Linked DNA regions of Homo sapiens: region 2 is linked to region 1. Evidence: chromatin loops called from intact Hi-C (ENCODE). Cell type or tissue: lower leg skin. All regions are shown on one strand. Each heading gives the region's core, and the rest is flanking DNA. Links, peaks and the distances in the headings are about the cores only. Region 1 has its middle 32 kb from the start of ETS2. Region 2 overlaps ETS2-AS1 (ETS2 antisense RNA 1).

The links. Peaks named below come from ENCODE experiments on the same cell type or tissue, not always from the same donor. Only the 100,000 strongest peaks of a DNase experiment are listed, where the experiment ranks them.
Region 2: it touches region 1 in a loop (2.0-fold over the local background); 15 of 110 quality-filtered maps call a loop at or near these places.

Annotation. Positions count from the first base shown.
Region 1 is chr21:38,829,992-38,845,404 of GRCh38, forward strand. No RefSeq gene overlaps it. Among named protein-coding and RNA genes, the nearest start is that of ETS2, 32 kb to the left of the region's middle. RefSeq lists enhancers at 1,350-2,549, 1,539-1,728. In lower leg skin, for the core only: no CTCF peak of the experiment used is centred there; a DNase peak (open chromatin) is centred at 9,220.
Region 2 is chr21:38,887,837-38,903,249 of GRCh38, forward strand. It overlaps ETS2-AS1 (ETS2 antisense RNA 1), which reads right to left. Exons shown (of 4, transcript NR_120405.1): 3 at 14,065-14,129. It also overlaps the pseudogene RPSAP64. Among named protein-coding and RNA genes, the nearest start is that of ETS2-AS1, 43 kb to the right of the region's middle. RefSeq lists an enhancer at 15,327-15,413. In lower leg skin, for the core only: no CTCF peak of the experiment used is centred there; no DNase peak of the experiment used is centred there.

The sequences.
Region 1 (15,413 bases), core at 4,375-12,374:
AAAACTGGAAGCATTCCCTTTGAAAACTGGCACAAGACAGGGATGCCCTCTCTCACCACTCCTATTCAACATAGTGTTGGAAGTTCTGGCCAGGGCAATTAGGCAGGAGAAGGAAATAAAGGGTATTCAATTAGGAAAAGAGGAAGTCAAATTGTCCCTGTTTGCAGATGACATGACTGTATATCCAGAAAACCCCATTGTCTCAGCCCAAAATCTCCTTAAGCTGAGAAGCAACTTCAGCAAAGTCTCAGGATACAAAATCAATGTGCAAAAATCACAAGCATTCCTATACACCAACAACAGACAAACAGAGAGCCAAATCATGAGTGAACTCCCATTCACAATTGCTTCAAAGAGAATAAAATACCTAGGAATCCAACTTATAAGGGATGTGAAGGACCTCTTCAAGGAGAACTACAAACCGCTGCTCAAGGAAATAAAAGAGGATACAAACAAATGGAAGAACATTCCATGCTCATGGGTAGGAAGAATCAATATCGTGAAAATGGCCATACTGCCCAAGGTAATTTACAGATTCAATGCCATCCCCATCAAGCTACCAATGCCTTTCTTCACAGAATTGGAAAAAACTACTTTAAAGTTCATATGGAACCAAAAAAGAGCCCGCATCACCAAGTCAATCCTAAGCCAAAAGAACAAAGCTGGAGGCATCACACTACCTGACTTCAAACTACACTACAAGGCTACAGTAACCAAAACAGCATGATACTGGTACCAAAACAGAGATATAGATCAATGGAACAGAACAGAGCCCTCAGAAATAACACCCTACCAGCTTTCTTTCCTGATAGGGCTCCAGAACTCCACATGGTGGACACTTGTCACTGGGAATGATTCAGGCTTTAATGGGGCTGCTGGGCGGGAGCACAGGGCTTGAGGGCCAGAGGAAGTGGAGCAGGAACTGTGGCAAGAGGTAGAGGGAGCAAGCTGCCCCATCACCTCTCCTGAAATATCAAGCAAGTTAACAGGAGGATTTGTTGTGATTTGGAGATGGACCTTGGATTATCACTGTCACTGGGTCTGTCAGGCACTATTTGTGACCTTGGGTATGCAATTTAATCACTCTCTGCCTCAGTTTCCCCTCCATAAAGCCAGGTCATTTGTGGCTGTTGGGGGGATTGATCTATTGGGGGTATAAGATTGTGTAAAGTCAGTAACCTGGGATGGGGGTGCTATTTGAACAGAGCACGCCAAGGAAGGTGTGTTTGAGCCAGGGGATCTGCAAAGAAAATATGGATCCCAGACAATCATGTCTCCATTTTCATCAGAAGAAATCCAGGGGCAGAGTTCAGTGATGAAACAAGTACTTAACTGAACCAAGACTCAAACCCTGGTCTTCTGTTTTCTGGTGTTGTCCTCTGGCCAAAATAACCCTGTCATGTTTGGTTGAAGTCATTATAAATGCTGCCCCAGATGCTACCTAGGGCTCCTTCAAGTTTCTAGTTCCTCCTTCCACAAACCAGAGGCCACAGCCCTTGATTTGAATTTTAAATTATCAGGAACCTCCTACCCAAAGAACACACAGCCCTCATTTACAGCAGCTGCTGGCAGCTAGCTGAGTTCGAACAGATGCAAGAATCTCATAATCTGGGCCAGATATTAATCTGTCTTTTCTGTAACAGCAAAACAGAAGGGTGAGTCTTGAAGCAGTGCAGGGGGAAACCCCTTATTGTGCAACTCTTTTGTAACTCCTGGGCGGAGTCTGGACATGTGACTTCTGCTTGAAATTTAACATTAGGGGAAAGACCATTTTTGGTCATAGCTGAGGTGATGACATCTTGGCAACTGGAATGGACATGACCTCTGTTCCATGTACTATGAGTAACTGCCCCCTCCCCATTTCTCAAAGTCATGTTCAGATGGCAAAACTGCCTGGGATTACCACATCTGACTCTTGCTAGCTGTTTCTGTGTCTATGGCTTCATACTGTCCAGACATAGACCTGGGGCTCAGCACACATGTATGTTTGAGTGGCATAAGGTCAGAAGCACAGATCCAGCAAAGACTGTGGCCCGGAGGAAGGTGGGTTGGTTGGAGGAAAGAAAGTGGAGGTGGGAGCAAACGAAGATAAGTAAACAAAAAAATGAGCTCTTAAGCAAAAAAGATTGCCTGTCTGCTGTAGCCTGTAAAGCTCTGATGAGAAACACTTTTATGATTTGCTGGTAAACTCCACCCAATTTGGTTCTGGAAGAGGTTATTTTTCATTGCAGTGTAAGCATGTAATTAGTTAATTGGGAAATATGGCGCCATTTTCAAAGCTCACTTTCATCTGTCATCTCACTTACACCTCCCTGTGACCCTGGGAGATTGGTTTTATTATGCCCATTTTACAGATGTGGAAACTGAAGCTCGGAGAGGTGAACCCCCTAAAAAGAAATTGGAGAGGCTTATCCTGACTCATCCGTGGTCCCTGATTCCTTGTGCCTGAGATGCAGACTGTGGCTTGGGAATAGGGGAGGGCTCAGAGGGCTGGAGCTCAGCTGAGTGGCCGGATGTTCCCTCACAGGGTACCCTCCTTTGGCTTCCTGTTGACCCTAGTAGTTGTCAATAGTGCTGCAGGTGCTCCACGCCTTCCCACCCTCTGGATGAAGCTCATCCTAAGGAATTAGCATCTCATTTCTAATTCTCAGGTCCTCAGGAATCAGACTTGTATTTTGGGTCAAATTTGCATACCTTGGGGCTTCTGTTTTCTCAAGCTATGTATGGACCCCAGAGCAAATCCCAACCATGGTTCAATATCAGCCTCTGGGAATCTGCAGATCACTGGAAGCCAGGCTGCCCACGCTTTCTGGAAGCCACTTCCTAGTGAAGGAGCCCTGGAGGAAAGAGGCAATGGTATAGGAGTCTCCCTAAAGTGAGAAGTGTGGAGCCCAGCACTTCAACTATGTCTGTGGGTGGAGCCAAAATAACCAGTTGCTCCTGATCGCTGCATGTCAGCAATTGTATCACAACAAGAGGCCACAGGGCATCACCCTACCCAACACTGTGATGGGGGCCGGGGTCACATGTGCTTAAGTGTCTCTGTAAATCAGCCCTTCAGTTGGGATTAAGACAGTTCAGGATCCCAAGAACACACATGCACACACACAACCCACTTGCACATACATGTGTGCAGTCACACTTCCAGAGACACACATAGACATACATATGTATACACACATGTGCGTGTGTGCACACAGGTATTCACATGCACACACACACGCACACTTATACACTAACACACATGTGCATATGTGCACGCATGCACACACACACACACACCCCACTCCTTTTGCTTGCTTCACCTTTTCTGTCTCTGCTCCTCCTGGTGGTCATCACCTCCCATGCCCTGTCTCCTGTATCAATGCCCCAGGACTACCTACTATAACAAAGTGTCACAAAGTGGGTGGTTTAAAGCAACAGAAATGTATCCTTTCACAGTTCTGGAGGCTAGAAATCCAAGATCATGGTGTCTATAAGGTTGGTTCCTTTTAAGTGCAGTGAGGAAAGAGCTGGCTCCAGCCCTCTCTCCCATTGGCTGGTAGATGATCATCTTCTCCCTGTGTCTCTTCATGTCACTTTCCCTCCTTGCCCCTCTCTGTGTCCAAATTCCCCCTTTTTATAAGGATACCAGTCATATTGTATTAGGGCCAGATCTAATTATTTCATTTTAACTCAATTACCTCTGTAAGTAACCTACCTCCAAAGACAGTGTCATTTTGAGGTTCTGGGGGTTAGGACTTCAACATATCAATTTGAGGGCACACAATACAGCCCATATACACCTCAACACTAAATAAGTTACATGGTAGTTCTATTTTTACTTCTTTGAGAAATCTTCATCCTGTTTTTCGTAGTGGCTGCACTGATTTTTACTTCCATCAACCGTGTGTCCCCGTCTTTTGATATGTGTGTATGTCATATGTCTTCTTTTGATAAGTGTGTATTCATGTTTTGACCACTTTTTAATGGGATTATTATTATTTGTTGTTGTTTTGACTGTTGACTTTGTTGAGGTTTTTGTATATTCTGGATATTAGTTCCTTGTCCAAATGAATAGTTTGCAGATATTTTCTCCCATCCAAAAGGGCATCTCTTCCCTTTGTAGATTGTTTCCTTTGCTGTGCAGAAGCATTTTAGTTTAATATAGTCTCATTTCTCTATTTCTGTTTTTGTTGCCTGTGTTTTTGAGGTCTTAGCCATAAATTGTTCGCCTAGCGCAATGTCCTGAAGTGTTTTTGCTATGTTTTCTTCTACCAGTTTATGTTTTCAGGTCTTATGCTCAAGTTTTTAATTCACCTTGGGTTGATTTGTGTACATGGTAAGAGATAAAGGTTCAGTTTCATGCATCTATGTGTGAGTATCTAATTTTCCCAGCATCATTTATTGAAGAGGGTGTCTTTTTCCCATTGCATGCTCTTCATTCTTTTATGGAAAATCAATTGACTGCAAGTATGTGGATTTATTTTTGGTTTGTCTATTCCATTGGACTATGTGTCTATTTTTATGCCAATACCATGCTATTTGGGTTACCAATAGCCTTGTAGTATATTTTAAAGTCAGATAGTGTAATGCCTTTTTCTTTTTTCTCAGAATTGCTTTGGCCTTTCAGACTCTTTTATACTGTTTTTTCTATTTCTGTGGGAAAAAATGATGTTGGTATTTTGATAGGGATTTCATTGAATCTGTAGATTGCTTTGGGCAGTATGGTCATTTTGATTATATTAATTCTTTCAATCCATGAGCATGGGATGTCTTTCCATTTGTTTGTGTTCTCTTTCATTTTTTTTTTTCATTAGTATATTATTATTTGTGCAGTGAGCAGAGCAAAGTCAGGGACACTGTTTGTAGAACCTGGCTGCCTCCCCTCCCGCAGCCCAGCTGATTGTCCTGGTTGCCAGGCGCTTGTTTGCATTAGAGACAGAACACTCTGCAGGGTTCTGAATGGTTCATTGTGGCCCTTAGGCCACTGGCAAGCAGTGGCAGAGCCACGGAGGGGCTGCTGGTCCCCAAATGTCTCTCCAGCCACTCTGGGGCTGGTGGGGGCTGCCCTGCTGGTGATGGCTTGAGAGAAGACCTGGGGGTCCCTGGGCATCCTGGGGAGGTCCTGGTTTGTGCTGCTGTGGTGATCTTAATCATCAAGAGATGACACACTTTATGACACACGAAAAGAACTGAGCCAAACACTGTTTCCATCAAGAGGTCCATGTAGAAGGCAGCCAGAACGTGTAGAAGGATGGAAGTCAAGGCACAGGCCCAGGAAGCCTTCAAGTCACCCCTGATGGAGGCCAGACCTTGAACATTATAATCCCTCTGCTTGTCAACCATTAATACAGGTCTTCCCTGCAGGACATAGGAGGCTTTCTGGGAAAAGCATGGAAAAAACAAGCCTACTAAATGTTCTCAAGTGACTGATGTAGGACACATCTTAAAAGGATCAAAGGAGGATGAAGAAAAACTTCAGAAGAAAATAACAGGTGGTTTGAATGAAAACACTCATTTTGCAGAAAGTCCAGAAGTGCTCAACCAAGAAATTACAAGATGGAAGCAAAGAGTACAGAAAAAGGAGGCGAAAGAAAAGCTGGAACTTTTGAATGCACAAATAAAAAAGGTCATGAAAGATACCATGAGCCAATTAAAATCTATGGCTGAAAACCTGCTGGACACCATGTAGTTGCGAGATTTCCCTAGAGACCACGGTGACGAGACCTAGAAAACAGAGCTAAAGAGAAAAGCAGAAAATGAAGACCGCCTCCCCCAGCCCCAGCCCTCCCAACTGTAAGTCAGAAGAGTTTTGCTGGGTGATGGTGACTTAAATATGTCCTGTGAAAGTCAAGAAAAATCAAGAAATAGCCAGGCAATTGTGGGAAGAAAATGCAATGAATGAGAGCTCACAGGAAAAATCAAATGCCTCCAAACTGAGAAAGCATCTTTGCAATTTGAAAATTCCTAGCTGGGCCAGGTGTGGTGGCTCACACCTGTAATCCCAGCACTTTGGGAGGCGGAGGCAGGCTGATTACTTAAGGTCGGGAGTTCGAGACCAGCCTGGGCAACATGGTGAAACCCTGTCTCTACTAAAAATACAAAAAATTAGCTGGGTATGGTGGTGTGCACCTGTAATCCCAGCTACTTAGGAGGCTGAGGCAGGAGAACTGCTTGAACCTGGGAAGTCGAAGCTGCAGTGAGCCGAGATTGTGCCTGGCAACAGAGCAAGACTCCATCTAAAAAAAAAAAAAATCCTGGCTCACAGGTGGGATCCAGAACCTGCAGCTGAAGCTTCAAATCCTGCCTGAATCACATCAAGAACATATAGTGCAACTTCAGAGAAGATCACCTGAGGTGGAAACACACAGCTTAGAGATGAAGAAACTTCCCAGCATGTGTAGAAACGTGAACACACACAGCGGATTTGAAGCCTCTACAAGGAGATGGCCAAAGACATCAGCAAAGAATTGGAGAGGACCACTTCCTTCTGTCAGAAGAAGATTATCGGCCGGGCGCGGTGGCTCATGTCTGTAATCCCAGCACGCTGGGAGGCCGAGGTGGGCGGACCACGAGGTCAGGAGATGGAGACCATCCTGGCTAACACAGTGAAACCCCATCTCTACTGAAAAATACAAAAACTGAGCCGGGCGCGGTGGCGGGCGCCTGTAGTCCCAGATACTCGGGAGGCTGAGGCAGGAGAATGGCGTGAACCTGGGAGGCGGAGCTTGCAGTGAGCCGAGATCGCGCCACTGCACTCACTCCAGCCTGGGCGACAGCGAGACTCTGTCTAAAAAAAAAAAAAAAAAAAAAAAAGAAGAAGAAGATTATCATCTGTGAGGAAAGAGCTCAGGAAAGCTGGAGGGCAGTTCTGTCCACTGAGAGAAAGCTCCAGGAGCTAAGAAAAGAAGATGATTGTAGTAGGCCAATCCTGGCTGACGTGGACTTCAAGTTCCAGGCTTTCCCTGGGGGATCCTTTGCTCCTGCTTCTCCAGGCACAGCCCACAGAGGCCCAGAAGTAGCAGGGGTCCCCTGGGTCATCAGGTCCCCAGCAAGGAGGAGGGAGGTGCTGTGAGGCTCAGGGACCCAGGCCACCAGGTTTCACTCAACTCTCCCAGAAGTAGGGCCCTGAATGCGCGGGACCACAGAGGGACACAGCAGCCTGGGCTGTCTCTTTAAAGTGATCTGGATTTATCTCTTTTTAGTTTAGCTATTGTTACTTGGGATGCCACGATTTTGATTTCTTGAAGTTTGGTATAGCATTATAATTTTACGTTAGTATTTTAAAATATAGACATCAATGTAATTCTCATAAATATAATTCCTCATCACTGGACCCTTTAAATTACATGGTATGAGTATTGCATTTTTATTTAAGTTCACCTTTTATGTTTGAGATGGGTGGAGATGTTTAAAACGATAAAGTTCATTTCTGAATGCCACAAGCTGTTACTGTACATCTATACAAGTAACAGTATTTACCTGAATAAATTTTAATTGTTTTTAAAAACAATGCAAAAAAACTTAAGAACAATATAACATTCAAACTATCTAATATTTGTATTAGTTTAGTCCTAAATTTATTGACTAACCTGGGAGAGTTGATATTTTATAACTATTTGTTTCTTGTTTTATATTTTTCTTAACCATTGATGTTTTAAGACAATGTTGTCTAAACATTTCTAAACTATATAATCAACAAAAAGATTTCCATTGATGGCAAACCCATTCTCTGTTACACACATACACACACACACACACACACACACACACACACACACACAAAACACCCGAATGTTGAGAGAAGGGACTTTCAGTTGTTATGTCAGTACCTGAAGAAAATGTAGAATTAAGAGAGATACAAAGTGTTTTTTTAATATTTACATAAATAAAGGAAAAACTTTGTATGTACACAATTTGTACACACAGAAAAGACAACTAAATTATCTATACACTAAAGGAGAGTTGCCTGATGAATCAGACAAGATTTCAACAAGAAACAGTTCATTCCAAATGGTGCAGATGAAGAGACTTTGATAAAGGAAAGTTTCCTGGGCTGTCACAGTTTCGTATGACAGTTTCCTGGGCGGAGATAAAGGCTTGGACAAGAGATGGTGAGACTCCCAGGGGCTAGCACTAGAGAAAAGGTAGTCTTACCTCTGGACCTAAAAGGAGGAGGATGTGGTGTCATCTGAGCCCAGTGAAGAACTGTCTTGGGACCTGAAGAAACTAGAGCTAGAGGTGCCTACTAAGGTGGCCACGGCGCATTGCTGGAGCTGTGCCCCATGCTCCAACTGTCTCTGCAGCCGGCTGGGGAGGGTGGGAACATCAAGGAAGGCTCTCTGGAGGAGGTGGTCCCTGAGCTTAACACTGATGAATGAGTAGGAGCTACCTCCAATGCTTTTCACACATGAAGGGGTAGATGAATCACTTGGAGATCTTTCACTAAGCAGGTTCAGATTATCAGGTCTTGCAGCAGGAGCTGAGACCCCGGGTTGCTCCCAGGTGATGCCTACAGCAGGATGAGATGTGGAACAGCAAGAATCCTTCGATAAATACAGGGCAGGATCCGGGGAAGTTGAAGGGACAGGAGCATTTCCTGCAGACAGTACAGCCCAGGCAAAGACACAAGGGCACAGACAGCCTGGTCTGCGTGAGCTGCACCATGTGACTGGGGTTCTGCAGCCCAACATCAGGCAGGAAGGACAGGACCATGAGAAACAGCGTGCAACATATGCAGGGTGTCTTCCCAATTATCCTCAGAAACACTCATCTGCGTGGGTGAGTCTTGTCCTGAGGATACCACCTGTCCCAGAAAAGTGTGAGGAACCGTAGGCTGAAGCTCCCCCTTGGAGAAGCCACCATGGAGGGTATGCTTGGCCTCCAGAATCCCCTGTGTGGGTCAGCAGCTCCCTGCTCTCCCGGTTGCTCAGCCCAGACATCTGGAAATCCCTCCTGACTCCTCTGTATCCATCCATCAGGTACTCCCATAAATTCCGCCCTGCAAAGCCCCTCTACTCTTTTCTGTCCATCTCGACTACCACCATCCTGTAAGCCACCATTACCTCTTCCCAAGTGCTCTGTTCCTTGGGTAACCACCTCCCTTACTAGGCCCCCACTTCACTATTACTTCCTCCAATTCATGTCTGCACACAGCCAGAGTGGACCTTTTACCAAAGACCTGAGCATGCTTCATATGAAGCCAGACCTCGGCCTGCATGCGGTGAGTGTGCAGCAGCCCTTGACCTTGGTCCTTGTCTCCTACCTCGGGTCATGAACAGCAAAGGTGAGCACACATCCCTGAGTGCCCTGGACGGGCCTGGCTGGGGCCAGCGTATCATGCTGTGCCCAGTATATTATTCATAGCTCCCTTTCACTCTTAAAATTGCTTCAGTTACGACAATAAATTATATGATCACAGAATGAATGGGTCACTTGCATTCAAACTTTTCAAAGAGAACTGCAACATTCCTAAAATATAGAAGCTCATGAGAAAATAGACAACATGAGTCAAATCAAACTCTAAATACAGCCGTGGACAGTCAAAGAAACGCCACTGCTTTGCCAAGTTAGCCCATGTGGGAACATCACGTTTTTGGTTAAGACAATTCTATATTCTTAAAGGCCAAATGTAAGCCACCTCAGTTTTGGGAAGGTCCCAATAAAAGCTGAATAATGTGTAAGCATAGTTTAAAGTTAAGGCCCCTCTAATTTATTGTGGACCTGAAGATATTATGCTTGAAAATCATTTCACAGGAGTCCATTCTAAAGTTTGTATGATGCAACGTTCTTGTGAATTATAGACAAATGATTCATCTGTTTGACTCAGATTCAAGGACATTTTTTGTGGTGAAGTAAGGCACTGAGTCTCAAGATATAATGTAAAGATATGGAGTTGCTATGCCAGGAAAAGAACTATAGAAAGGGCAGCTAGGAAGTCAATGCAATAGTCAGCACACCTCTGGGGCCCTCCCTGGGAGCCTCTGATTCCATTACTCTTGGGTGGGCCCTGGACATCTATATTTTCTCCAAGTTCCATTCATGATTCTAATGCTCAGCAAAGCTGGGGAACCACTGCAATAAGGCATGATCTTGAGAGTTATGGCGCAGAGACATGCATCTGCCTCTGACTCAGCACAAGGGGCACCCCGCTTCTCACGTCTCATGACTGCATGGTGTACAGTGTGGTCAGTTCAGCCTTTATGTCTAACCTCTGTCCTTCTCCACCCTGTGGGGTGCCGCTGACCTGTGGGGTGTTGACCACAAACAGATTCCTACCCCATGTTTCTTGGGGGTTCATCCCATGGGGATTTCCAGAAGGAGACTGGAGTTTCACTCTCCTGCCTCCCCTGATCCCTGCTTTTTTTTTTTTTTTTTGAGACAGGGTCTCACTCTAACACTCAGGCTGGAGTGCCGTGGTATGATCTCGGCTGACTAGCAACCTCCACCTCCTGGGTTCAAGCGATTCTTCTGCTTCAGCTTCCCGAGCTGCTGAACTAAAGGCACGTGCCACCACGCCTGGCTAATTTTTTTATTTTTAGTATATTTTAGTAGAGACGGAATTTCACCGTGTTGGCCAGCCTGGTCTTGAACTCCTGACCTCAAGTGATCTGCCCGCCTTGGCCTCCTAAAGTGCTAAGATTCCAGACGTGAGCCACCGGGCTCTCCTGCCTCCCTTTTGACCAGCTGGCCTTGAGCTGGCTGTGTCCGTGGGCCTGAGGCTATGCTCCTCTCAAAGGCTGACTCTCCATGGCTCTCCTTGTGGTTCCACTAACTAGTGCCTACCCTTGTCCCTCGAGGCTTAGAAGGTGCTGAAGCTGAACTGCAGGGAGCCCCAGGTTACTGCCTGTATTCATTACCTGTGTCTGCTGTAAGAAATTTCCACACACTCATTCACTTAAAACAACATATATTTATTATCTTACATTTCTAGAGGACAAGAGTCCAGAAATAGTCCCACTGGGCTAACGTCAAGGGCTAGTGCCCTCTGGAGCTCCTAGAGTCAGCCTGCATTCCCAGGCTTATGGCCCCTTCCACCATCCTGAGAGCCAGCAGTGTGGCACCTTCAACTCTCTCTCTGCCCACCCTCCGCTTTCATCATCACTCATCTCTGACTGTGAGGATCCTGCTTCCCTCTTTCGAGGAACCCTGTGACTACATGGGTGATCCATGACAGTCTGCCCATCTCCAGATCCTCAGTCACCCTGCAAAGTCTCTTTTGCCGAGTAAGGCAGCATGTTCACAGGTTCTGGGGAGCAGGAGGTGGACCTCTTGGGGGTCATTATTGCGTGTACCGCACCTTGCTTTCTACTTTGCAGTTTCCTACGCCCACACCTTTGTGAACAGCCCCGTGGTGTATGAACCCTCCTCAAAGTCACCTGTTTCCAGCATCATTTTTTCCCTAACTCTGTGCACCATCTCTAGCACTTATTTTTTAAATGTATTGAAAAGATAGACTCAATTAGCACTTATGGAACAGCTTTCCGAGGAAATGAATAGATTTGAGCAGTTTGCTGATAGAGGTGCCCAGTGGAAATATCAAAGTACAAATGAGAATGTTGGTGGTTTCCATGAAGTGAAGCTGTCTGACCAGACAATAACATGAGAATCATGTCTCCACAGAGATTACCCACTTTTGAATCACTCTGTCAAGGTGTTGGCACAATGCTGCCCTCATTATCGAAAGGCGATGACTACAACAGTCTTGTTCATTCAAGAGCTGTACTCCAGTCAAGGAACTGAGAACCTCCCAGGGGGCACAGCCTTGTGCTTGGTTGTGCAACCAACATGCCTTATTTCTAATTTCACACACAATGTGTGTGATCAGCAAAACAAGGGCCCCCCAAATATGTCTATGCCCTAATCTCTGAGGCCTGTGAATATGCTGTGTTACATGGTCAGAGAGACTTTGCAGATGTAATTAAATTTAGGGACTTTATAATAGTGAGATTGTCCTGGATTCTCTGGGTGGGCCAAATTAATTTCATGAGGCCTTCACAGTAGGGCACTCTCAGGCTGGGAGCAGAAGAGGGGTGCAGCAGGAAGAGAAGTCAGTGGAGTCTGATCCTGAGATGGATGGCATGCACGCTCACTGGCCCTGAGATGCAGGGGCCACATGTGAGGACCAGAGGGAGATCTCTAGGGGCTCTGACGGCTCCTCCCAGCTGACAGCCAGCAAGGAAACAGGGACCTCAGCCCCACAACCATGGAAACTACTAGCAGTATAGATGAACCTGGCTGCTGATTTTTCCCAGGCCTCTTAGTAAGAACCCAGCTGGTTGACATCTTGGTTTCAGGCTTACAGAACCCAAAGCAGAGAAAGCAGTTGAGCTGTCCCAGACTTCCGACCTACAGAACTGTCAGGCAATAAACCGTTATTGGTTTCAGCCCCTAGCTTTGTGACTGTTTGTCATGGCAGCAACAGAAAACTAAACGAAGCCATTTCAGTGAGAGCAGGAAAAGTGCTGTAAAATAGTATTCTCTAAAAGAGAAAATTTTCATTGTTTATTTCTGATGATAAAAATAATACACTCTCATTCTTGGAAAATAGAACAACATGAAAAAAAAAGAAGAAAATTAAAATTACTTATAATCTCGCCAACCAGAGATCATTATCATTATTGCAATGGACTATATCATGTTCCCTCAAAATTCATATGTTGAAATTCCCAACCACCAATGGGACTGTATTAGGAGGTGGGGTCTTTATGGAGGTAATTAAGGTAACTGAGGCCATGAAAGTAGGGCTCTGATCGAATAGGATTGGTGTCCTCATAAAAAGATAATTTAATAATTATATATATTGTATATACACAATCTCTCCCTCTCTCTCTCTTTCTCTGCTACGTGAGGACACAGCAAGGGGAGAGAGCAGCTATCTGCAAGCCGGGAAGAAAGCCCGCATCAGAAACCCAATAGGCTGGCACCTTGATCTTGGACTTCCAGCCTCCAGAACTGAGAGAAATAAATGTCCGTTGTTTAGGCCACTCAGTCTATAGTATTTACTTATGGCAGCCCAAGCATACTAATACAATTACTGATCGCATTTTCCTGTATTTCTTACCAATATTTTAAAGCCCACATTTTTCTTAGAAGTAAGAACATGTCATATATAATCATATAGCTTCTTAATAAGTAACATTGTTGCCATTAATATGTTACTAGAAAAATTTAAAAATCTGTTTTTCAATGACTACATAATAGTTTTTCAAGCTCCATAATGGCAAGGTCTTTCCTTTTTTAAAAAAGTGAGGTTTAATTTACATGCAGTAAAATGAACAGATTGTAAGGGTTCAGTTTGATCAGTGTATTAGTTCATTGCTGCACTGCTGTAAAGAAATACCTGAGACTGGGTAATTTGTAAAGAAAAGAGGTTTAATTGGCTCATGGTTCTGCAGGCTGTATAGAAAGCACGACAGTCTCTGGGGAGGCCTCAGGAAACTTACAATCATGTCGGAAGGCAAAGAGGCAGCAGATGCATCTTATGTGGCTGGAGCACAAGGAATAGAGAGAGAGGAGAGAGGTGTTGAACACTTTTAAACAACCAGATCTTGTGAGAACTCCATCACAAGAAGAGCATCAAAGGAAGAAACTGCTCCCATGATCCAATCACCTCCCACCAGGCCCCCGCTCCAACATTGGGGATTACAATTCGACATGAGACTTGGGCAGGGGCACAGATCCAAACCATATCAATCAGTTCTGACAAATGCATTCAGCTATGTAACTCACATCACTATCAATATATTAGATGTTTTCGATCACTCTAGAAAATTCCTTCTGTGCCACTTCCTGATCAATTCCCACCATTCCAGAAACAACTTCTATTCTCATTTCTATCCCCATGAATTAGTTTTCCTTGAGAAGGTCATAAATGTTATCATACACTATGTACTTTTGTGTCTGCTTCTCTCACTCGGAATAATGCTTTTGAGATTCATGCATGTTGCTGTGTATTGGTGCTTTGGTCCTGTCTGTTGCTGAGTCATGTATGGGTACACTGCAATTTTGTTATTGGTTCACCAGTTCATGAACGCTTGGCATATTTCTGTTTTGGAGCTAGTATGAATAAAGCTGCTATGAACATTTTTGTGCAAGGATTTTTGTGGGCATATGTTTTCATATCTCTAGGAACTGAATTGTGAGTCATAGGATAGATATATATTTAAAATTATAAGAAACTTCCAAACCATTTTTCAAAATGGTTATATCATTTTATGTGCTCACCAGCTACATGTAAGAGTTCCAGTAGTTCGGCTTCCTCTGCTATACTTGGAATGGTCAATCTTTTTCATTTTAGCCATGCTAGAGGGCTGAAGTCCTATCTCACTTTTAATATGCATTTCCCTGATGACTAACGGTGTTCATGTGCTTATTGGTCACATATCCTATTTGGTAAAGTCTCTTTTTAGTCTTTTACCTAATTTTAACTAGGGTTGTTTTTTTTATTATTAAATTCTAGCAGTTTTTAAAAATATATGCAGATGCTCCCTGATTTGCAATGGAGATACATCCTGATAAACCTGTTGTAAGTCAAAACTATCATGAGTTTGCATTTAACACTCCAATAAAGCCATCATAAAGTCAAAAAATCATAAGAATGGACGTTTTCTCCCAGCCTGCGGCTTGCCTATTTCATATCTTAATAATGTCTTTTGATGGGCAGAAGTTTTTAATTTTGGTGAATTCTCATAATGCTTGGCTGTGGGTTCTCATCCAAATCTCATCTTGAATTATAATTTGAATTGTAATCCCCACATGTTGAGGGAAGGACCTAGTGGGACACGATTGGATCATGGGGGCAGTTTCCCCCATGCTGTTCCCGTGATAGTGAGTTCTCACAAGATCTGGTTGTTTAATAAGGGTCTGGTGCTACCCCCTTCTTTCTCTTTCTCTCCTGCCACCATGTAAGATGTGCCTTGCTTCCCCTTCGCCTTTGTGAGGCCTCTACAGCCATGCAGAACTGTGAGTCAGTTAAACCCCTTTTCTTTACCCAGTCCCAGGTAGTATCTTTATAGCAGTGTGAAAATGGACTAATACAAATTCCAATTCCAATTTTAGTGAATTCCAATTCCAAATTTTGGTGAATTCCAAAAATTTTTTTCTATGACTCTGCTAACAAATGTGTCCATCCCCAAATTCATAAAGATATTTTTAAAGTTTTCTTCTAGAGGTTTTACAGGTTTAGTGTTATGATAAGGCCTATGGTCCACCTTGGAATAAATTTTTTGTATGGTATGAGGTAGGGATTGAGGTTCTTCCCTCTCCTCATATGGATTTCACTTATTTCTGCATCTGTTTTTGGAAATTTCCTTTTTTTCTCGTTGAATTGCTTTGGCATCTTTGTTGAAAATACCATTTGACCATATAGTTGGGAACTTATTTCTAGAATTTCTATTTTGCTTGATCTTTTTTTGTCTGTTCTTTCAGCA
Region 2 (15,413 bases), core at 3,848-11,847, 57 kb after region 1:
CCAAGACTTTGAGAGGCCAAGGCAGGAGGATCCTTTGAGCCCAGGAGTTCAAGATCATTCCTGGACAACATGGTGAGACACCATCTCTACAGAAAATTTAAAAATTAGCTGAGTAAGGAAAAAGAAAAATATTAGCTGAATGTGATGGTGTGTACCTGTAGTCCCAGCTACTTGGGATGCTGAGGTGGAAAGATCACTTCACCCTTGGAATCAAGGCTGCAGTGAGCCATGATCATGCCACTGCACACCCGTCTGGGTGACAGAGTGAGACCCTGTCTGAAAAAAATGAAATAAAATAAATAATAAATTAAAATTAAAAATCACTTAAATGGCTAGCTTTATTTTCTATGAGCAATTCAAATATAATTGTTAAGAATGAGTAAATCAGGTAAATGTAAATGCAATAAACAAGAATAAAAGTTGTCATCATTTCAAAAACCTTTTTAGTAAGTTAAAAGGTTTTTAGAAAACTTTGAGAACATACCATTCATTGGACTGGTTAAAATTCCAGAACTCTAATGAAAAAAAAATTGACTCATAAAATTGCTAACCTAATGTCAAGCAGAACAAGAATTAATTACATAGAGCTGAAATGGTGAAGGACTGAAATAATTTTTTATGATTCTTTTGTTTGAAACATTGCTTATCCTTTTCAAGTTTTATTTTTGAGAGTTAAGAAAACTGTTTTCTCTTAAGCTATCTATAGCTTTACAGTAAAAGCTATAGACAAAGTATATTTCTGTGAAAAAAGTTGAAACATTTACCTTTCTCTCTACCTGATCCCTTCAGAATTCAGAAATTCTTCATGAGTATTCTTACTTTATGGCTTTACAATTATTTCATAAGTTCAGTAAGAACTCATTCTCTTTTATAACAAGACACAACTGGAAACACTGGTTATTTTACCAAGGCTCTGACTGAAATACAATATTTTTAGATATGATCAGATTGCTTTGAGGACTGAAGTTGACTTTTGTGGAGCTGATAAAATGTCCCTTGGAGAGACTGGCCTTGTACCTTGTCTACATGATTCCCTTACAAGCTTCCTGATTTTGTGGTGAGTAATGAATGTCACCTTATGACAGGCCCATGAACCTCAAGTTATTTGAGGGACCTTGAGAAAAGAGGTATTCATCCATTTATACAGGTATTACAGACACAGTCTGAGACTGAGTCAGATTTTTGGCTTGACTTCTTAACATAGCTAGGAAGCCAAGGGGCTTTTTAAAAAGTCTAATCTGAGATTCTTTATGAAAATATTCCAGCAAAGCCAACTTAGAACAAGCCTATAGGTCATTCATCATTCTTACTAAACTTTTGTAAATAATCAGGTCAAAGACTAAACTTAAACAAAACAGTCTGTCTATGATTATCTTTGGTTGAAATGGGAGGATTCGAGAGAAAAAATTATGTCATAGAAAAAAACTTCACATATGCCTGTTATTACATTCTAGCCTTGTCCATTTGTTTCTGAGCTTTGTATCTGGACTGAATCACACATTTTTATTTTCCTCCAATATATGGCTGAGACACTCAGACTAATGTTTCCAATTTTTCTTCCACCCTTCTGACTTAGAATTATTAGAAACTAAAACTGCCTTTTTCCTGAGGCTGAAGCTAGTCAACTTGGCTTTGAAGGAATATTATTGCAACAGCTTATATTTGGACAAAACTTTCTACACGCAAAATGCAGGCTACAAAAATCTGTCAGATTGCCACTAATCTTCTCAACTGACTGTCCTCCAGACTCTAAAGAAACTAGTTTATAAATTATTTCACCCATTAACATTTGTTTTTTGTTTCTGTTTCCATAAAAGCCCTCTTATTAAAGCTCTATTTGCCTACATCATATATAGAGGCCTAGCTTTGAGAATCTATCTACAATGCCATCTTTTAAAATGAAACACACTTGTTTAATTGGACTGGCCAATTTCCAGAAATAAGAGACTAGTTTAATTGGATTTTTGAAAGTGCTTAGATTTGTTCTTTCTTTATGTATTCATTCTCATCATAATCTATGTTCTTTTCTCCCTTTACAGATCGCTTGCCACTGGATTACTAATCTGATTTCTCTCTCCATAGCTACCAATCCTACTTTAATATGTGAAACCTTTTGAAAATAAAGCTTCAAACAGGAGACTAAAAAATCAATATTTCACCCCAAAATATTGCTGATCTAAAGAAGCAGCTCAAGTTCTAACTCCTTCCCCCATCTCCCAGTCCTCTGTCCTCCCCAAAGCATAGGATAAAGCTGTTCTCTAAAATTCCCTCATCTATCTAGAAACTGGACCTACCAAAGAGGAACACAATTGCCTGCCTCGAAATTTTATTAACCAGAGAAGACTAAAATTCATATCACAGAGGAAGAATCCCAAACCATTTCTTCTTTCTGCCCCATTCCAATTTCCAAATGGTTAGTAAATTTCCAATTTACTAACCATTGTCGGACCATTAGGCCCATTTATTTCCACCTAAAAATCATTTATTATCCCTCAGATTGCCACACTTCCCCCATTTTCCCTTCCCCTGTGAAGAAGGGGCTATAAGTATCTGTACCCCATTGGGTTATTGGGCAATCATTCTCCTGCAACTCCCCTGTGCTATGCACATTAAAATAAAGTTTGTATGCCTTTTTCTCCTACTAATCTGCCTTTTGTCAGTTGATTTTCAGTGACCTTTCAGTGAACCTGTAATTTTTTCTTCTGTATTATTCAATTTACTCATATTACTTCCACTAATTTTTTAATTTCATTTATTGTATTTTTCATCACTTGAAATTGCATTTGGTTCTTTTAAATTTATTCAATTCTGTCCTCACTATGTTTTTATTTTCTTTTAAGTACCTAAATGTATTTATAATACCTGTTGTAGGGTCCTTGTCTGCTAATTCCATAATCTCTGTGTATTAGTCCATTCTCACACTGCTATAAGGACATACCCAAGACTGGGTAATTTATAAAGGAAAGAGGTTTAATTGACTCACAGTTCAGCATAGCTGGGGAAGCCTCAGGAAACTTACAATCATAGCAGAAGGGGAAGCAAACACATCCTTCTTCACATGATGGCAGGGAGAAGAAGAATGAGAGCCAAGTAAAGGGGGTAGCCCCTTATAAAACCATCAGATCTCGTGAGAATTTACTCACTATCATGAAAACAGGATGGGGGAAACCACCCCCATGATTCAATTATCTCCACCTGGTCCCTCCCACAACACATGGGGATTATGTGAACTACAATTCAAGATGAGATTTGGGTGGGAACACAGCCAAACCATATCACTCTGTCCTTTCTGATTTGCTTCTAATGGTTAATATTTCTCCTAGTTATTATTCACGTTTTCTTTTTGCTTCTTGTAGTTTTTAGCAGGATACTATAAATGGTATGTTTTGGGGCTTGCATTTTGCCATTTCCCTTTATAGAGTGGTGGGCTTTGTTTTGAAAAACATCTAAGTCATTTGAAGATTAGACTGATCCCTTGGAGACCTGTTTTTGTTTAAAGCTTTTCTAGGGTAGATGTAGAATAATGTTGCTCCACCAATAATTTGGTCCTATCAGTACTGCGTGACTGCCCTGGGGTACTCAGTGACCACTCCAGGGTGTTGCTGAGGACTCTCCACTCTGACAAGCCAGACCATAAACATCTGCCTTCCTTGTGTGATGGGCATTCAGTCAGCTCACAGCTCACTGGTCATGCTTTGCCCATCTTTGTTGACATTCACTCTGCACAGGAACAGCCTAAAACTCAGCAAACACTCATGAAGACCCTCTGCAAATTTCTGCAGTGGTTTCTCTGGGTAGTTCCCTCCACTTTGGAAATCATCTTTACAATGTCTTATAGGTTCAGCCTCCTTGAACTCTGATCTCTATCCTTTCAACTCTGAGGCCACTGGGCCCCGTTCGGGTTGCTGCTTCTGCGACCATGGTCTGAAAAACGCCTCCAGGTAGAAAGGTGTTTATCTGTTGTTAGGGATCACAGTACTGTGCTATCTATTGTCCAATGTCTGAATACAGTTGTCTAATCTATTTTGTCCTGTTTCGAAGCTTTTTATAGGAAAAGAAGTTCATGTCTTGCTATTTCCTCATGGCCTGAGGTGAAGTCCTCCTTATTTTGTTCACTTCCCTTTGTTTCCATAATTATTTCTCCCTTATCATTTCTTTATATTTGTGTTTTCTCCCTTATTTTCTTAAATAGGTTTGTCTGCTTTGTTGTTTTTTTAATGAACTAAATTTGAATGTATTATACCTACTGTTTTTTAAGTTTCTAACTCATTAATTGTTGCTTTTATCTATTATCTCCTTTCTTCTGATTTTTTTTTGAGTTTGCTTCCTAAAATCTGTTGAGTTTGAAACACTTATATATTCTGTTTTTAAATTTTTTTAAATTTTTACTGAGGCTAGGACTATACTTCATATAATGAGTGTACCATGAATAAATCTGTGTCAAGTGAACAATCTTCTTGGTGACATTCAAATAGGAATCTCATGCATTACTTTTTTAAATAACAGCTTTATTGAGGTTTAACTCACCTATCACAAAATTCACCTTTTTAAGGTTTACAATTCAGTGGTTTTTAATGTACTCACAGAGTTATACAACCTCACCACTCTCTCATTTTAGAACATTTTTGTCACCCTAAAAAGAAAAACTGCACCCATCGGCAGTCTTTCCCCATCTTACCCTCAGTTCCTGGCAACTACTAATCTGTTTTATGTCCCAATGGACTTGCCTTTTATGGACATGCAATAGGAATGGGATTATACAATTTGTGACATTTTGTGACTGGTTCCTTTCATGTACTGTTTTCAAGAGTCATCCATGTTTAGTATGTATCAGTACTGCCTTCCTTTTTATGGTGAATGATGTACCATATTTGTTTATCTTTTATCAGTTGATGCATATTTGGGCTTTTTGACTCTTTGGCTATTATGAATAATGCTGCTTTGAACATTTGCATAGATGTTTTTGCATCAACATATGTTTTCAGTACTCATGGGGCCGAATTGCTGGGTCATATGGTAACTTTAACTTTTTGAGGAATTGCCAAACTTGTTTCCAAAACAACTGCATAATTTAAATTCCCACCAACAATGAATGAGGGGTCCAGTTTCTCCACATCTTTGTCAACACTTGTTATTGTCTTTTTTTTTTTTAGTTTAACCATCCTAGTGGTGTGACGTGTATCACATTGAGGTTTTGATTTGCATTTCTCAAAAGACTAATGGTGGGCATCTTTCCAACGTGCTATTGACTATTTGTATATCTTACATTTTATCTTACATTTTCAATTCTTACATCTAGACTTCTGTAAGAGGCCTATGATCCATTTTTTTTATGATCCATTTTGAGTTAAGTTTTGTGTATGCTATGAGGTAAGGTCCCAACTTCATTCTTTTGTATGTAGATATCTAATTGTTCCAGCACCATTTGTTGAAAAGCCATGCAGCATTTTTGTCAAAGAAAAAAGTCTCTAATATATAAATGGCTATAATTTTATGAAATCATAGCACATTGCCTCTAGAATTCTGCTTAGAAGTAATTTATTTCAAATGTCCTCAAACGGGTCAGCTAATTTACCGAGAGCATCGATTCTGCCCCCAGCTCATGCCCCCAGGATCTATACCAACCTAGAAACTGTGCAGCTGGTCCTCTACTGTGTTGATGATCAGAATTCCCTTCTCCTTTTTCTCCCCACATATTTTTATTTCCACCTTGATACTAAAACTCTCAGAAAACTAGTAGATGTGCAGGGATCAGGGGAGTGATGTGGTGTGAAGGGTTTAGGGAGAAATTGTTAGTAACACATTTCATTTGAGAAAATAAATTTCTTTTAGGGAAGATGAAGGCAAGAGGAGCTCTAGAGTGAGCAAGAAGGGATTGGTGATTTTTTTTTTATATCATTCTTTGGCACAGAGTTCTAGGAAATCAGTTGTGTGATAGGAGACCCACTCCTGTATAGCAAAGCTACCATGGATGAAGGCCTTCTAGACCTGGGATTGTAGGAGTTCTAACCATCACTAAACTTCTTTAGTGCGGCAGATTTTTCGCTGACTCCACTGCCATTCCTGCTTGATTCTAGTGAGGCTTCTGATATAACAATGCTAGAAAACTAAAAACCCCACTTACCAGAGCCAGGATTTTGTACGTGGATGAGATTCTTCCAAGCAGATGTCCACATACGAGACTAGGAGGGTTTGAGCAATGGGAGGCAGTGGCCAGGCTCAGGGACACTGGAGGTCTTTGCAAGCAACAGACACGTTGGTTCTCCTGGGGCAGTTCTAGAAGAGTTTCCAGAGTCTGGTTCCTAGAAACTTAGGTACGGAGCAGTACGTGGTGGCAACCATGGTGTTTCCACTAGAAGAGCTCCATGTAAGATGGGGCATTTCCCTTGATTGCCATTGTTTCTAAGTGTGCAGCAATCAAATCTTATTTCCTGGGTCCTGGTGAAGTTCTGTAAGAATCATCGTATCATCTGATAAATCATTTTCTTCTCAGAGTAACCAGAGTGCATTCTGTTGTCTGCCACTATGAGCCATAACCAGTGACCTCCTTAACAAAGATAGGGAAGTTAACACATTCTTACGTAGGCCATCATCAAGGCTAGATAAATGTTTCTTCTAAGAGTAAATCTAAAAGGAAAACATCAATATGTGCCATTGGGAATAAAATATTTTTTAAAAACTGAAAGAAAAACAACCCCAACAACTCAGAAGGGGATGGAGAGACTTTTGAAGATGATTTACTGCACAAACCAGAAATAAATTATTTTGGAAACTCAAAATGATTTACTAGAGATACCAGAAGTAAATTATTTTCGAAACAGTGTGCCATCACTAATAGAATACACAAAGACAGCAACTCCATGAAACAAAATCAGAAACCAAAACCAAAGAACAGGCTGCAAAGGAAGGGGAAAGAAGATGAGCATTAAAGACAGAAAGATGGCAGGTTGTGTGCTCCACAAGGAGCACATTTTGCACTAACACCACAAGAGTCTGGCTCAGTGAATGGGGATTGATAGTAGTTTAAATGTCTGAGAGCTTTGAGGAGGGATTAAAACATGTGAAAAATGGAGACGAGCTCACTCCACAGGTCTGATGTAGGCGATGCTGGCCCAGGAAGTTCTGTGCATGGTGGCACCCCTGTGACACCCATGGAAGGCCATGTCTGATCTCCAGTTCCACAGAGATCCTGAAGAGACAGAAAGGGAAGAGCAGCTGCTGCGGAAAAGGTTGTGGCCAGGGAGGAATTTCAGGGAGAATGGACTGCTCCAGTTCCTGAGTTGACTGCTCTCCAAGCTGAGGCTGCAGACTGGGCTATAGGTGTAGGTGGCCTCTGGGCCCATTCAGCTGATCCCTACTGAAGTCTAAGGGGCTCAGTCTCCCACTGAAGGCTGATCTGCAGCTCCCACTGCCCAGCCACTGAGGGGTCTTAACTGTTTTTCCACAGGCTCTTACACAGAAAACAGAAAAAAGGTGAATGGAAAATTAACATCAGTTTTTTAAAAAGTAAGACGAGCCAAGACAACCAGATGAGAAGATAAACATGATTGGTGAGATAAGAAAGGATTCTAAGAAAACAATTGCAATAAGATAAATATGTTTTAGAGGAGGCTGGGAGTATAGTGTCAAATTTGATGTAGTGCAATATTTGGCTCTTTAAAAAATATAATAAACCCTAAGCAAATATAATTAAGAAAACAGAAAAAATGAACAAATAACAAAAGAGAAAGGCAAAATGATAAGCTTCCGATAAACATAAGCAGGAAAAATGGGCAAATAAGAAATCAGAAATAAGAAATGTCAAGGGAAAAAAGAGTTGGAAGGAGAAAGGTATAATAACAGAAATGGAGGCAACATATCAACTGATTATAATGTATGTACTCAAACTGTATAAAAGCAAAAGATCATTGGAGAAACATGAACATTGAATGAATATTTGATGACATCAAGAAATTATTGCCAACGTTTTAGGTAGGTAGTGATATTTTCACTATTTTTAGGTCCATATATTTTAGAGCTACATGATGAAATATTTAAAGATGAAATTATGATGGTGGAATTTGTTCAAAATAATGGGAGAGGGGGTGGCAGTGAATGACAAAATGAATGGGGATATAAGTAGAATGAAGTTTTCATGAACTGACTAATGTTGAAGCTAGAAGATGGGACAATAGTTAATTGTACTATCTTCTCTAATTTTATATAATAAAAAGTTTTTAAAATTAAACTGAGCTGAGAACAAAAGTGATAGGAGATTATGATATTCTACCTTGCAAAATATAATTTAAAATCTTAAAATTAAGCACACTTTTCTGGGCATGTTACCAAAATTGACATAAGAGAAAAATTTAAATGTGAATATATTACTAGCCACAAAAGAAATTTAAAATACAATTAACATATGTCAAAAGTTTCTTTCACAAATTTGAGGAATCAGGTTGTATCAACTCTTCTAGAAAATAGAAAAAGATGGAAAGCTACACAATCGATTTCATGAAGCTAAATTAATCTTGATTTCTGTACCTAACAAAGATAATGCAATAAAGAAAAGAAAATCATGAGCTAGTCTCACTTAGGAGTAATTTTTAAATCCTAAATAAAGTAGCGGCAAAATAAATAGTATCCTAAAGGAATTTTCTATCATGATCAAGGAAAGCATATCTTATCTTGGGAATGCAAAAGCATTCAATTTTAGAAAATTCAACGTTATAATACTTTATGTCAGCGGTCCCCACATTTATTAGGATTTAAAGGGCATTAAATAACACCTAAAACACATTCTCACATTGTTAAAAATCCTTAGGGAAAATGAGAACTCAAGGATACTTCTTTCACATCATAATTATGTAAACGTAAACAAGTGGCCAGCATATGAAACATTAAAAGTATTCCTGTTAAAACCAGAAACAAGGCAGGTGTGTCTACTATTTCACCTTGCTCAAGAAGATCAGAGTCATGTAATAAGACTGGAAGTAGAACTATGAACCATAACTAAGAGAAAGGAGGTGATTAAAAGTTCATTATAAACTAACAACATGGCTGGATAACCTAAACACCCAAGGGATTCAACTCTAAGCACTTTGAATTGAAAAAAAAAACAAAGTAAAGGGACCAGATTAAAAAATAATAATAAACGTACAACAGTCCATTGCTTTTCCATACACCAACATGAAGCAAACAAAAATATACTCTCATTGGTGAAAAAGATTTCATTCTTATTCAGAACATGAAGAAAAAAAAACTATTGAGATACAATACAAACATAATCAACAAACAGAACAAAATGAAATGCTACACAGCCGGTAAAAATCTGTAACAGTAAGTGAAAATCACTCTGGAGAAAAAAATAAAATAAAATAAAAAAACAAACAAAGCCCAGTATCCATGAATATATTCACTATGATTCTTTTTTTATAGACTACAGGTTAGATATAATGTTAGAAAATAAAAACAAAAATAATGGCAAGTAAACCTATGAGATTTTAATAGTAATTATTTTTGTGAGATCAATTTTTAGATCAACCTTATTTTCTGTATGCATTCATGCTATATTATCTACAACAAGCAAGTATTACTTTTGAGATCAGATCAGGAAAGAATTTTAATTTGTTGAGTTGACTTGAGATAAAAAAATTAACCAATAAATTCACTGGCTACATATGATTTTCAAGATTTCTGAATCACCCTGGGGATGAGAGCTTTTCTAAAACATGGGGTTAGCACACAGGAGCCATAGGTCTGAGGCAAAGTTCAAATGGATGAGAATGGAAACGTTGCTCTGGCTTACCCAAGCTGGCCAGTCTGTCTAGAACTAATTTAAGAACATAAAGATGACATCATTGCAGGTGTTCTTTCAAAGTGGAGCACCCATTTATAATGCTTCTGGCTGACAAAATTGGAAAGGAGACAAGGTTTAAAAAGCCTCAGATATTCTTTTTGTCGATGCTCACCATCTTTATCTTCAAATAAAACTATTTATATTTCTTCTGTCTGCCCCTTGGGCTCTGGTTCTTGGTTAAGAAATGTCTCATAAATTTCAGAAGAGGAGGAAAACAGAAGGTGATGGTACAGAACATTCTATTTTCAAGACTATAAATATTTCAACTTCTCGAAGAGATCACCTATCATGAAAACTTCAGATCTTCCTAAGTAAGTCTTATAAAAATTAACTATAAAGTTTATGACAGTTTCCACAATCAAGTACTGTATGCCAGATTGGCTTAAAGCATTTAGAAATGAGCAGCCTGAATGTTGGCAAAAGGTCACATACTGGAAAAGAGTAATGTCCAATTCAAAAAGTGAAAAGTAAGAGACGCTGCCAATCCAAAAATTGAATGCCCAAACTTTACTGAATTCTGTTAATAAAATCAACAAGTTGTTCCACTGTACAGGCAGGGTTACTACTTTATGCTGATAATCCAATAAGTGTTTATTAAGCACCTGCTATTTACAAAGCACTGTGCTGGACGCTGTAGAGAGAATTGATAAAATATCTCAAGGAACTTAGAAGGTAACCAGGGAAAAGGACAAGTACAAAAATAAATAATAGAACTCTTACCAATTAACGTGAGCAACCAAATAACCTGATTTTAAACATGGGCAAAAGAACAGACACTTAACAGAAGAACATGTAGGAATGGTCAGGAAGCACATGACAGGTCGCTCAGCACCATTAGTCATCAGAGAAACGGAAATTAAAACTACATCAAGATGCCATTTCACACCCACTAGAGTCGCTCAAATAAAAATGATTGACAATGCCAAATGTTGGCCAAGATGTAGAGAAACCGGAACTATCTTATATTACTAGGGGAGAGTAATGGTACAATCATGTTAAAAAACTGTTTGGCAATTCTCTTAAAGCTACCCTATTGCCCAGCAATTCCATTTCTAGGTATGAATACTTACCCCAAAGAAATGAAAACCTATGTCTACAGAAAGCGTATGCAAGAATGTTTATAGCTGCTTTATTTACAATAGCCTTCTTCCCCAAAATGACAAATGTCCATCAACAGGAGGATGGGTAAACAAACTGTGGTATAGTCATACAGTAGAATACTATTGAGCAATTAAATAGAACAAGTTACTAATAGGTGCAACAACATGGGCACATCTCAAAAACTCCACTTTGAGAGACAGAAGTCACACACACAAAGAATACATGTTGGAAGAATTCATTTGTTTGAAACTCTAGAACAGGCAAAACTGTTCTATGAGGTTAAAGCTATGGTGATAGAAGTCAAAAAGTGGCTGCCTCCAAGATTGTGGGGGTGGATCAACAATTCACTGGAAAGGGAGAGAAGAGGAAGTTCTGGGGTGGTGGATGTGTTCTGAATCTTGATTGGGATGATGGTTACACAGGTGTACAATTGTCCAAACTTATCAAACTAAGCATGTAAGATCTGTGCATTTTGTTGTACTTAAATTATACTTCATTTTTTAATACTCAGAAAAGGTAAAAATAGAAACAGTAGACATTTGACAGTTGTGAGTTTGCATTGCAAGGACTACAAAATTCCTCAAATTTGTTAATATCACCATAGAACAGGACTTCACAATAAAATGTTCACTTTCGCATGAAAGGGAGGAGGTCAGGGTGAGTATGGGATGATGAAGCCACAGTGACGCCAGATGCCAGGTGAAAACAGGAACCCACCTCTGGGGCCCATTCCTGTAGTGCCTGAGACTCAAAGTTGGGCCTCATAAAAATTGTAACTCATCGCACATCATGAATCTCTACACTAGCTTACAAAGGCTCAAAAGGGAGGATTTTAAATCCAAAAATGTAACTACTGTACAAGATAGAATATTAGAAACATGAGAAGGAAGTTATAATATTTTAAATGAGGTCTAAAATGACAGCTAAATCTCTCCTCCTGAGTAGTAAAACCACATTAACTCATATAGTCACCACTCCTTGTATGAGTCTGGCCCCATCCAAAAGGGGTGGAGTTTAAATTGGTTCTATGATTTGAAACAAACACATGGAAAGCCCTACTGGGATATTTATTAGCTACATTAAGATACACCCCTTAAGAACCTTTAAAAAAACTCTACCATGTTATCTGGTGTAGTTCTGCTCAGGATACCTTGTGGGAATATAAATGACAAAAATTTAAAATTGCCTTAGAAAAGAGTTTTCACATTGCTATGATCCAAATGTTGGTGTCTTCCCAAAATTCATATGTTGGAACTTAATGCCTGATATGGTCTGGCTGTGTCCCCACCCAAATCTCGTCTTGAATTATAGTTCCCATAATTCCCACATGTTGTGGGAGGGACCTGTTGGGAGATAACTGAATCATGAGGGCGGTTTCCCCCAGACTGTTCTCGTGGTAGTGAATAAGTCTCACAAGATATGATGGTTTTATAAGGGGAAACCCCTTTTGCTTGGGTCTCATTCTCTCTTGCCTGCTGCCATGTAAGACGTGACTTTCGCCTTCCACCATGAATGTGAGGCCTCCCCAGCCACGTGGAACTGTGAGTCCATTAAACCTCTTTTTCCTTATAAATTACCCAGTCTCAGGTATATCTTTATCAGCAGGTGGAAATGAACTAATGCAATGCCCAGTGTGATAGTATAAAGAAGTGGGGCCTTTTGGAGGTGATTTGCTCTTGAAGGCTCTGCCCTCATGAATGGGATTAGTGCCCTTATAAAAGAGGCCTGAGAGGGCCTCCTTGCCCTTTTTGCCATGTGAGGACACAGCAACAAGGCAGAGAACAAGTCCTTGCCAGACACAAATCTTCCTTGATCTTGGACTTCCCAACCTCCAGGACTGTGAGCAATAAATTTCTGTTGTTTATAAATTACCTAATCTAAGGTGTTATGCTATAGCAGCCCAAATGGATGAAGACACACATATTAGGCAATAATTATGTCAGTTAAATTTGGTGTGTTTACACCAAACGTCTTCAACATTTTCCCTGCCCTAATATTTGCAAGGAGCACATTAAGTATCTGCCCATTAGCACAGATGCCTCCATAAGGCAGTGGTGTTAAAAGGAGGGGAATGGTGTAAAGATGTTCCCCGGTTGGTGGCAGGGGTAGGGGGTATGATATATAGTTTCCCTCCCCCACCATGAGAATTACTAATTCAATAAGGAATTAAATTAATCAAGTGCCAATATGCTTATTATGGCTTTTGTTTTTGCTTTTGGTTTTTTGCTCAGGTTCGAGGGCATCTTTGATTTTTCTCATTCTTCCCAAGACCTTACATGGTCTGGCCCCCGCATTCCTCCTTTGCCCCAGCCTCCTACTTTCCCCCCTCCCTTAAGACCCAAGCTGCACTGGCCTCCTTGCTATTTCTTGAACATGTCAGATGCTCCTGCCTTAACACCTTTGTGGTGGCTGTTCCACCTGCCTGAACCCCCTTTCCCAGACACCCCAACGACTAACTCCTTTACCTCTTGCAGGCTTTCTCATAAAGGTCATTCTCTTAGAAGGGCCAACCTTGACCATTCCTATTTAAAACTGCAATCTGTCCTCTCACAGGCAAGGCCTATGCCCTCCTTCCTCTCTCTGCACTCCTTTCTTTCCAGTGCACTCATCACCTTTGACATACTGTGACTTTTTTTATCTTATTGTGTTTATTGCCTTATTGTGTTATATGTATTATCTATTATATTATTATCTTTTATTTTTTGTTTATTGCCTGCTCCTCCTGCTACAACATAAGTGCTCCGTGGCAGGTGTCTTTGCTCATTTTACTAACTTCTCTTAAGCACCTACGACTCAACCTGTCACATAGCAGGTGTTCAACAAATGTTTATCAAGTGAATAAATGTATTCTTTTCTATGCTTCTTTAAATAAATACAGCTGACCCTTGAACAATGTCGAGGTTAGGGGTGCTGACCCCACACACAGTCAAAAATCCACATATGACTTTTGACTCTTTCAAACTTAACTACTAATAGCCTACAAGTAGTCTTACCAATAACATGAACAATCAATTGATATGTATTTTGTATGTCATCTATATTATACACTGTATTCTTACAATAAAGTAAGCTAGAGGACAGCAAGTATTATTAAGGAAATCATAAGGAAGAGAAAACATACTTACTATTCAGTAAGTGGGAATGGATCATCATAAAGGTCTTCATCCTTGTCATCTTCATGTTGAGTGGGCTGAGGAAGAGGAGGAGGAAAAGGAGTTGGTCTTGCTGTCTCAAGAGTGGCAGAGGTGAAAAAAATCTGCCTAGAAGTGGACCCACAGAGTTCAAACCTGTGTTGTTCAAGGGTCCACCGTATAACCATGATATTAGCATTGTGAACATTCTCTCTTCGTCTCCTCCTTCCACCTACCCAACTCTCCACTCAGGGGAGATTTATAAGCAAGATTTTGAACACTGAAAATCAAATTAAGTGGTCTGGAAAAGCTGCAATGGCAAACAGGGGAAAACGATTTGGAAAGCAGCCCTTAACCCTACATTTTCCTATCCTGTGAAAGCTGTGAAGAATTGTGCCTACACGAGGCCAATGGCCCCAGCTCTATCCTCTAATCACCTTCTTCTTCTATTTCCCAAATGTAACACTTACCCAGCCAACAAGTAAGGAAATAGATTAGAAAGCTTTTGAGTGACTCTTTTAGTGAACCTGGACCCCAATCAATCAGAAAAGTTACGTGGGATTATGCCATTGGCATTAGTTTTTCATGTATGGTAAATACATGGGTTCGTCTCATTTGAAAGGAATAGGCACATTCGTGTCATCTTAAGAACTGGGGTTTTATGATTTATTTAAGGAGCCATCTAGTAATAAGGTATACAGGGGTAGGACAGAACCTAATGTATTACAGGCTCCATAGAGGATAGACTTGGGAGGTTGTTCAGGACTGAAGCTGGCTCTGGGCTCCTTGTTGGCTTGTTGCCCCATTAACATCAGGAATTCTTGGATCTTCACTATGGCACTCCCATTGGTATGGATCTCCTACTGTCTATTGATTTCTGCTTCTCTCTAGGCATTTTCTTTTTTCTCTTCTTGTACCATCTGACTGACTCCATCCATGTCTCCAGGAGGAAGAATGTGACCATACTTGCTAATTACCATGGTCCACGCTTAGGGCTCTTACCCCATGGCCTCTTGTAGGTCATCAGTCAACCCACAAAGTGGCTGCCTGTGGTTTAGGTAGGACCATTAATCAAGGGGAACACAGCAGGCTTGTGTTTCACCATAATCATAGCCAACCCCTCTTTGAGACTATTCCCCACAGGACCTCTGGGATCGTGTCAAGCTCAATACATTGATCCAGGTACCCAGAACGCCAGTCACTGTGTCTTTGTCCCCACTCAGAACACATTACCCCTGATCTTTTCTTACCAGCATTCTAACCCTCTAGCCTTCATCGTGGGGAAGCGTTGACAGCTTAATACGAAACAGTCTCACCACAAAACAACCTGCTGGTTTCTGGAA